Linked DNA regions of Homo sapiens: regions 2 and 3 are each linked to region 1. The links are chromatin contacts, found by Hi-C or POLR2A ChIA-PET in ENCODE. All regions are on one chromosome and are shown on one strand. Each heading gives the region's core, a stretch centred on a gene start or an enhancer-like site at or near the end of the contact. The rest is flanking DNA. Distances are from core to core; before and after follow the strand shown.

Region 1 (2,774 bases), core at 205-2,704:
TACATCAAATGTAAAATATCCTATCATATATTTATTGATGTGATGCATAGGAAAATGTCTGGAAGGGTACATACCAAAATGTTAATTATTTATTTAACCTGGTGGGAGGTGGTTTTTCTTTCCTTTTCTTTTCTTTTTGAGACAGAGTTTCGCTCTCGTTGCCCAGGCTGGAGTGGAATGGCAAGATCTTGGCTCATTGTAACCTCTGCCCCCAGGGTTCAAGCGATTCTACTGCCTCAGCCTCCGGAGTAGCTGGGATTACAGGTGCCTGCCACCACACCCGCGTAATTTTTTGTATTTTTAGTAGAGACGGGATTTCACCATGTTGGTCAGGCTGGTCTAGAACTCCAGACCCTGTGATCCGCCCGCCTCGGCCTGCCAAAGTGCTGGAATTACAGGCGTGAGCCACCGCGCCCGGCAGGGCTTTTTTTTTTTTTTTTTTTTGGAATGAACTTGTATTATGCATATACCAAAAAAGAATGAAAGGGTTCACACAGGCATAAAGTGTAAGTGAATTCTAAAAAAAGGTTGGGCAAATTTATCAAAGGCAGACTTCTAAATAGATGTAACAGTTATATAGTTCAGATAAACCATGGTTTGAATTCCCTTCCCCAGTACTTCCTAGCAGTGTGATCCCAAGTTATTTATGTCAGTGCCTAGATTTCTTCACCTGGAAAATAGGGATAACAACAGGTGCCTACCTCACAAGTTTTAAATGAGACCGTATGTGTAACCTGCTTTGTGCAATGTCTGGCATGCAATAAGTACTCGACAAATGGTAGCTATTAGAATCATCATTAACAGCAGTAATAAGAGATCTTGGGACATACCTAGCCCTCAAGATTGACATCAGAGTAGACCACCACATCCTCTCATCATTGCGCCTCAATTTGGGCCTCTGAAGCCCAAAGAGGGGATGGTTCTTTCCAAAGAAGACAATTTCGACGTTCCAGGAGCATCTGATTGAAACGCACCCTCTTCACCCCTTAAAATCAGTCTGGTTCATCCACGAGCAGCCCTTCGGGGCCCGGACTGGAGAGGCGCCACGGCTCGCCGTCCCTGGGCCCAGTTCCCTCAGCCTCAATTTCCCTTGCTGCAACAGGGGTGGAGATGGGAACGTTATCCCCAAACCCAGGCAGTCCCGGCTCGGCCCGCCTCACCGCACTCCGGAGGGGACCAAACAGCCCCACGCGCCAGGAAGCCTCAGGCAACGGGCCACGCGCCACACGGGCAAAGTGATTACTGGTCGGATCAAAAGTCAGGCAAGCGGCTCAGCCCCATCCTCCCAGTCCTCGGGCACGGGGACAGCAGCAGGCGCGCGGCGGGGACCGGGAAAAGGCCAAGAGGGCGGTGGCGGGCGCTCAGCACCCGGCGGGGGCCTCCACGGCCGAGGGGCGGAGGCGGCGGGCGCGCGGCACGCGGCGCGCTCGCCACTGCGCCGCCCGGGGGCGCGCACGCAAAGCCCGGAGGCGCGCGCGACCGGCGGCTCTTTGGCGCGGATTAGGGGGTCTCGGCGAGGTGAGGCGCCAGGCAGCGCTGGGCGGGCGGGCGGGCGGGTGGCGGAGCGCGAGCCCCTCTAGCGGGACTAGGGAGAAGCGGGGGCCACGAGGTGCGGCGGGGGAGGAGTCGCGGGCTGCGGGCCCCGGCGGCGGGCTTGACGCGGCAGGCTGGCGGGCCGGCGGGCGGGCAGCGGCGGGCCTCGCCGCTCTGTGGGGGAGGGCGGTGTGGGGCCGGGCCTGACCCCGGGGGCCCGCCCCGCGTCTGGGCGGTGCCCCAGTGCCCCGGCCTCGCCATTTCCCGCTCAGCCCTGGAGCGCGTAGCTCTACCAAGAATGGCCACTGTGCCAGATGCCCCTGACCAGCGTTGCCCATTTGAATTTCCTAGCAGGCCCCCCAAAGTAGGTATTTCAGTACCCTGTTAGAGCTGAGGCGCAGGTAAAATGACTGGCCCAGGCCGGTCCCACCCCGTAAGGATTTGAACGTTGGCTCCACAACTCGGGAGCCTGCGCCTTTCCTCCTCCCAACGTGGACTCCTGCCCGGCGAAGTGCCTCACTTCCTTCTCCCGGTAACTGATTCGAATTTGGCGATTGTTAGTTTGGAGCTAGCGCCAGTGTTTCCACGGAAGTTGGTGTCAGAATGTGGTCTCTTGTGAAAGGGGGAGAAAGAAGATTCTGCAGACTGCAATATTGTGCTTTTTTGCCTTTTTTTTTTTTTCTCCTAGGCTGTACTGCAGTGCAGTGGCACGATCGCGGCTCACTGCAATCTCCGCCTCCCAGGCTCAAGCGATTCTCGTGCCTGAGGCGTGGGCCACCACGCCCAGCTAATATTTGTATTTTCAGCAGAGGTGGGGTTTCACCATGTTGGCCAGGCTGGTCTCGAACTCCTGACCTCAAGTGATCCTTCCGCCTCGGCCTCCCAAAGTGCTGGGATTACAGGCGTGAGCCACCACGCCCGGCCCTACTATTTTTTTATTTTTTGAGATGGCGTTTCTTTCGCCCAGGCTGGAGTGCAATGGCGCCATCTCAACACACTGCAACTTCTGCCTCCCAGGTTCAAGCGATTCTCCTGCCTCAGCCTCCCGAGTACCTGGGATTACAGGCGCCCGCCACCACACCTGGCTATTTTTTGTATTTTTAGTAGAGATGGGGTTTCGCTGTGTTGGCCAGGTTGATCTCGAACTCCTGACCTCAGGTTATCTGCCCACCTGGGACTCCCAAAGTGCTGAGATTACAGGCGTGAGCCACCGCACCCGGCCTCCTACTGTGCTTTTTCGA
Region 2 (2,774 bases), core at 191-2,690, 410 kb after region 1:
GCCCTGAGGCTGACTGGGGCTCTATGAATGGAAGTAGCAGGGAAACTGAGTTTGGTTCTGCTGTTTCTAGCAGTCAGCAACAGAACCTACGAATGCCACGTTCAGCGATGCATTCTCTGTTACCAGAGATATTTCAGCACAGGTGGTGATGGCTCGGGAATTTTGCAGTATTTGAGGGTGGGTAAGAAACTCCACTGTCCACTTCAACCTTAAGTTTCTGTCAGTCTGAGTTCATCAAAGCAAAAGAATGGTGAATCATTTCTGGAGACTTCATGGGAATGGGGATTGGACCCTAAAGGGTGGGCAGGATTTAGAAGGCAGACAAGGAGAAGACAACCTCCAAATAGTGTTTGGTCACTGGTGGTGGTGGGGTTGGGGGAGCGGGGTTGTGGGGAAGCATGTGCTAATTGATGAGTTAGGTAAATCAAACTTGGTAAACCTGGTTCCTAGAACTCCTATGTGTAATGCATCGCCCTTGATTTTCCAGAGAAATTCAAAAGTTAGTAGCTAGCCAAGATCAGAGCTATTTGGTGCAGAGCAGTTGCTATTGCTACCACTTATTCTCCCTCTCCCTCCTTCCCCCTCTTCCTCCTTCTTCTGTTGAAACCATGTGAGTTTCTACTTCTATCAGGTGTTAAAGTAGTGCATTCCTGCAAAGCTGACATTTTAATAAGAAATAAAGATTGAAATCAGATTTCACGTGAAGTTTGAGACATTTTAGGGCCAAAATCTCCTTCTCAGCCTATCCACTGCGGCTCATTGGTGCTTTGTTGTATTTTGTTTTGTTTTACAGACAAGGCTGAAAGGCAGGGGAGTGGATGTCTAAAATCCGGTGTCTGATGTTCTGTGATTTTATCACAACGTACTCATTACAAAACGGCATAGAAACGCTATTTGCAATTTAGTCCAGGATAAAGATCCAGGGCTCAATTTGTTCTTTGAATAGGTTTTAGAATACACTGGAGGATTAGAGACAGTTTTTTGATGAAAAATTTATTTCCAAATACTTTCCAAATTTACAAGGTATAATTATAATAGTAACAGCAACAATGAAAAACAAGTCCTGCAGTTTACTGTCTCTTATTTGCCAGACCTTAATCAGGATGCTTTGACACCCATAATCTTTGTAATCTAAAAATGACACAGTGAGGTGGGCACTATATCCTCTTGTTACACATGAGGCTCAGAGTTTACCTTCCTAAGCTGACATAGCTGGGCTGTTACTACATCCAGCCTTGTGCGCCTACAAGTCCTTTGCGTTTCCACTTCTGATCTGCCAAGACTGCAGTGCTTAGTTGGGTAGATTTCTTTCCCCCGCTAAGCTCACTTTTGTGATCAAGAGCTCTCTGCTGAGTCCTTTCTGTATCTGTGACAGTTTCCAGCCAGAGCTGCCCAGTATTTTTAGGTACTTGAAACTAGATTAAAAAAATATTCACTTCCTTCTGGGTGGCTCAGGAAGTCAAAAAGCAGTTTTCATTTTTTTTTTTGTTTAGTAGCACTTAGCTTTGAGTAGTCAGGTCACCTGGGGGTCTTACTGGGGACTTGATGACCTTAAAGGCTAGATCTAAGGACCTATGAAGCACTCCCGCTTGAAAGGAGGAAGAAGAAAACACACAACCATTTGTAGGAGGAATAGTGGAGATGGACCAACCCAGAAACTGTATTTCAGAATAAATTCATTCCTTTGTGCTTCAAGGCCCCTCATACTGATATGATGTCACCAAAGCTGCTCCAGGGCTGTGACCTGCTAGTCATGGCCCTGGGGCACATCCCTTTGCTCTCCTTCTCAGCATACTGCAGCAGCAGAGGTAGGGTGTTAGGGGGTGTGCAGATTCATCCCTTTCTCTAGACTATGAGTTCTTGGGATAGGGTAGACCACATTTCCCCAAGGAGTTTGTGGGTATTCAAGAGAAAGTGGTTGCCGAGCACAGGGAATGGGCAGTGGGCTAGAAGCAGCCACCTTTTCAGGGCTTTGCCTGGGGACTTGGAACTGCCTGGATTAGTCACTAGGGAGAGTTTTCAAAATCTTTATGGTGTCATGATTTGTTAAATCTTGTCCACATCAGAGCCTGTGGTTTTTCTGAATGCCTTAGAAAGTTAGCCTCTCTGGCCAAGTGCAGTGGCTCACACCTGTAATCCAAGCACTTTGGGAGGCCAAGGTGGGAGGATTGCTTGAGGCTGAGAGTTCGAGACCAGCCTGGGCAGCATAGAGAGATCTCATCTCTACAAAAATAAAAAAGACTGGGCGCGGTGGTGCATGTCTGTAGTCCCCACTGCTGCGGATGCTTGAGTTTGAGGCTGCAGTAAGCTATGAAGGCACCACTGCACTCCAGGTTGGGCATCAGGGCAAGATTCTGTCTCAAAACTAAATAAATAAATAAGTAAATAAATAAATAAATAAATACAGTTAGCCTCTCCTCTGTGGCCCCAGAGCTCCTGTACATATACTTGTCTCAAGACTTCACATACTGACTCCTTCATTCAGTGAGTGCTTACTGAGATCCTACCAGGTGCTGGGCACAAGAATGAACAAGACACTTATGGCTCCTACCCCCATAGAGTTTACAGACAAGGGGAGAGGCTTATAGTCACCTGGACCGAAATGGTGCCCCCAGTACACTGTGAGCTCCTTGAAGGTACAGATCGGGTTGTATTGAGTTTTGCAAATTTTCATTTATTTTATTTTAAACTTTATTATGTAATTTACATGCCATAAAATTCACCATTTTAAAGTGTACAATTCAGTGCTTTTAATATATTCACAAGGTTGTGCA
Region 3 (2,774 bases), core at 98-2,597, 340 kb after region 1:
GACCCACAAACGATCCCGGCCCTGGGGATACACTGCCAGCCGGCCTGAACTCCCGGGGAGAGGCCGGGGGTGGGCAGCGAGGTCTGGAAACGCCCTCCTTTCTCAGACTGAGACCAGATCCTCTGCGAACTGAGGTCTGAGACGCGTTCGCCCCCACACCACCGCGCTTGGTTTCTTTGGCCCCGCGCGTGTCCACCCGGACCCTGCATGGAACATGCCCTTTGCAAATCTAAACCCGCGTTGGGGATCCCGGATAATTCCGGGCCTTGCATGGGCGCGGCTAACAAGAGTGCCCACCAGGGAACTCGCCTCCCAGATCCCGGCTCCGGATGCCGCCTGTCCTTCGGCAAAGAACTGCAGGTCATCATGCAGGTCAATGTGTCCGAGGCCGACATGCGGCTTTCCAGACCCGAGGCAGGGCGCAGGAAAAATGCGCGGCCTGGGGCTTGCAGCGGCGCGAGGCTCTGCTCCCGGGAAGTCGCAGCGGTTTCACTGCACCCACTCGCACCTTCAGTCGCGTGGGCAAACCTCCCGGCAAAGGGCTCCACAGCTCCAGTTCTCCCCGGCCCAGCCCCAGCCCCGCGGGGAAAAGCCCTTGGGTCTCGGACGCTGGCCTGGGCCTGGGGAGAAGAAGCCCGGTGGGCCGCAGGGTCGTCCCGCTAAGGGATTGGGAAGGGTCCGGGTGTTGGGAGAGAAGCAGAGCGCCCCCCGGGGGACTTCTCTGGTGGGAAACGGGCTTGGCGAGTGTGGTCGGGCGCAGTGTCACTCAGGCCCGGGGCCGGGGCTCCAGGGGTTCGGGTGGGTCCCCTCCACCTCGCTCTGCGCCTACCTGAGCATCCGGTCCACCTCCGCCCGCTGCTCCGCCGCCTCCTCGGTGTTGAGCGCCTGCAGCTCCTTGAGGATGGGAGGTGTGTCATAGTCGTCGCCGTCCTCGGAGCCCTCGTCGCCGGACAAGCGGCCCTTGGCGTGGCCGTTGGTGAGAGTATGGAAGACCGGCTTGGTGTCGGGCTCGGCCCCGCTGCCAGGGGACAGGGGCAGCGTCTCCAGCTTCACCCCGAAGTTCGGGGATGGCAGCAACTCCTCCAAGGCCTGAACCAGCACCTCCTTGGTGACCCCGGAGCTCAGCAGGGCGCTCAGGAGTTCTTGCTGGAGCGACGTGAGCTTGGACACCATTTTCCAAGGACGGAAAAAGAAGGGGGTGAGGGGGTGGGTGGGTGCGAGAGAGGAGGGTGGAGGGGAGTTTCACAAGCAAACCCCAAATCCAGGAACCCCTCCACCCTTCAGCCTCCAGACACCTGTTACTCCCCGGGGTCCCGGAGGCTCCTCCGAAAGGAGTCAGAAAACTTCTAACTTGCCATGATCGCCACCATTAGGCCATATAAGATATGCAAATTAGTGGGAAGGGCCCAGCTTTCGGCTGGATGCAAATGATGGTGGGGAGGGGGAAACCCGGAGAGAGGGAGAGCCGGAGGGGCAGACCTGGAGAGCAGAAGACCTGGGCCGGGAGCGGGGCTTTGCCAGGGTCCATTGTACTCACGCTGGGGGGCTAGAGACCTTCTTTTACTGGTTCTGCTTATCAGCCAAACTTCACCTAACCTTTGGACTTGTTAAGCCAGTGCCTTGCAGCCTAGGCGCGGGGCTTTTCCACCGGTTCTCAGTTCCGCTTTAGTCCAGAGAGAAGACACTACGCTTCGGGGTTCAGGTGAGAGCCAGAGGAAGCTGGGGTGCTCGTGGAAGAAGGGGACGCAGGAGGAAGCGAAGAGTAGAGACCCTGGATGCGTCCCGGCCGACGCAGGTGGTGGGCCAGGAGAGCCCGCAGGGCGGAAGAGAAACTGACCACTTAGGAAGGGGCGCCGAGGCCACGGGGGAGGTGAGGCAGCGTTAGGTGTGGTGAGCATGCCCTGGAGGGACTCCATTTATTTCTACCTCGGTTACTACCTCCAGGCCCCAGAACCTCCCTGGCCTGGTCTGGCGGTTTGGGTTTGCAGAACTGCCCGCCAGAGAGCGTAGGCGAGGGTGAAGGAGTCCGGGAGAACTCTTGGAAAGAGACTACTTTATGGGTAGAGGGAGTAGCCAAAGTGAAGCTCCCCCAGCAGCTGGGCTGCACCGGCGCCCAGCCTGGCCACGCCACTGGGGAGCTGGACCCCTGGGGCTCCTCACTCTCCTGTTTAAACCCGGATGTCAAGGCGCCTCCGCCTTGGGGGAGGATGGTGAGGCAGAATGGTGAGGCACTAGGATGGTGAGGCACTAGGATGGTGAGGCACTAGGATGGTGAGGCAGTGAAAGCAAAGCTTGACCTGCAGCTGGGTGGACACTTGCAGCCGAGGGTCCCCCCGGCCCACTCATTTCTGGTTTATTCGTAGTTCCAGAACATCTGTGGTTCCCTGGGCCGGGGACGAGCTCTGTAGACGAGGTCACTGCAGCAGTGGCAGAAGTCTTGCACTCCTAGTACAGAAGGTGTCGACAGAGCTACTGAGGGAAAGATGTTTTTTTTCCCACTCTGGCCTGGGCCAGGTAGGAAGCCATAGGCCTTGCAGCACTATTGGAGTTTCACCTGCTTCCCCCCTGGTGACGGGCAGGAGGGGAGGGCGGCGGAAGCGCGCCCAAACCGGCAAGCTAGGACCTGACCTGTAGAAGAACAGGGAAAGGGGCTTCTTTGCTTCCACCACACACAGACCTAAAGCTTCTGGGGAGGAGCATAACGCTTCCCTTCTGGGAGCCTCAGTTTCCTCATCTGCAAAAAGAGGATACCACTGATAACCTTTTTTTGGGGG

The links. Hi-C counts contacts between places; a loop is a spot of excess contacts on that map. ChIA-PET counts read pairs that join two places held with the same protein, here RNA polymerase II (POLR2A). Pooled maps may share reads with other maps.
Region 2: a loop to region 1 is called in a pooled map, with 3 times the contacts of the local background. The contact joins the enhancer-like site here to the promoter of TADA2A in region 1. A Hi-C loop is called at or near these places in 2 of 37 single-sample maps with no recorded cell type and 5 of 50 pooled maps.
Region 3: a pooled map shows a loop between it and region 1 (12-fold over the local background). The contact joins the promoter of HNF1B here to the promoter of TADA2A in region 1. A Hi-C loop is called at or near these places in 4 of 37 single-sample maps with no recorded cell type and 3 of 50 pooled maps. POLR2A ChIA-PET finds 5 or more read pairs at or near these places in 2 of 52 experiments (Caco-2 and activated CD4-positive, alpha-beta T cell).

What each region holds. Positions count from the first base shown.
Region 1 is chr17:37,405,432-37,408,205 of GRCh38, forward strand. It overlaps TADA2A (transcriptional adaptor 2A), which reads left to right and starts at 1,455. Exons shown (of 16, transcript NM_001166105.3): 1 at 1,455-1,518. ACACA (acetyl-CoA carboxylase alpha) reads right to left here and starts at 1,405. Exons shown (of 56, transcript NM_198834.3): 1 at 831-1,405. The coding sequence starts at 868. RefSeq lists an enhancer at 2,587-2,774.
Region 2 is chr17:37,819,136-37,821,909 of GRCh38, forward strand. No RefSeq gene overlaps it. Among named protein-coding and RNA genes, the nearest start is that of HNF1B, 75 kb to the left of the region's middle. Within about 2 kb of position 1,441, at least 5 of the 41 ENCODE cell types and tissues checked have a DNase peak (open chromatin) inside an H3K27ac peak, as active enhancers do.
Region 3 is chr17:37,743,712-37,746,485 of GRCh38, forward strand. It overlaps HNF1B (HNF1 homeobox B), which reads right to left and starts at 1,348. Exons shown (of 9, transcript NM_000458.4): 1 at 830-1,348. The coding sequence starts at 1,173.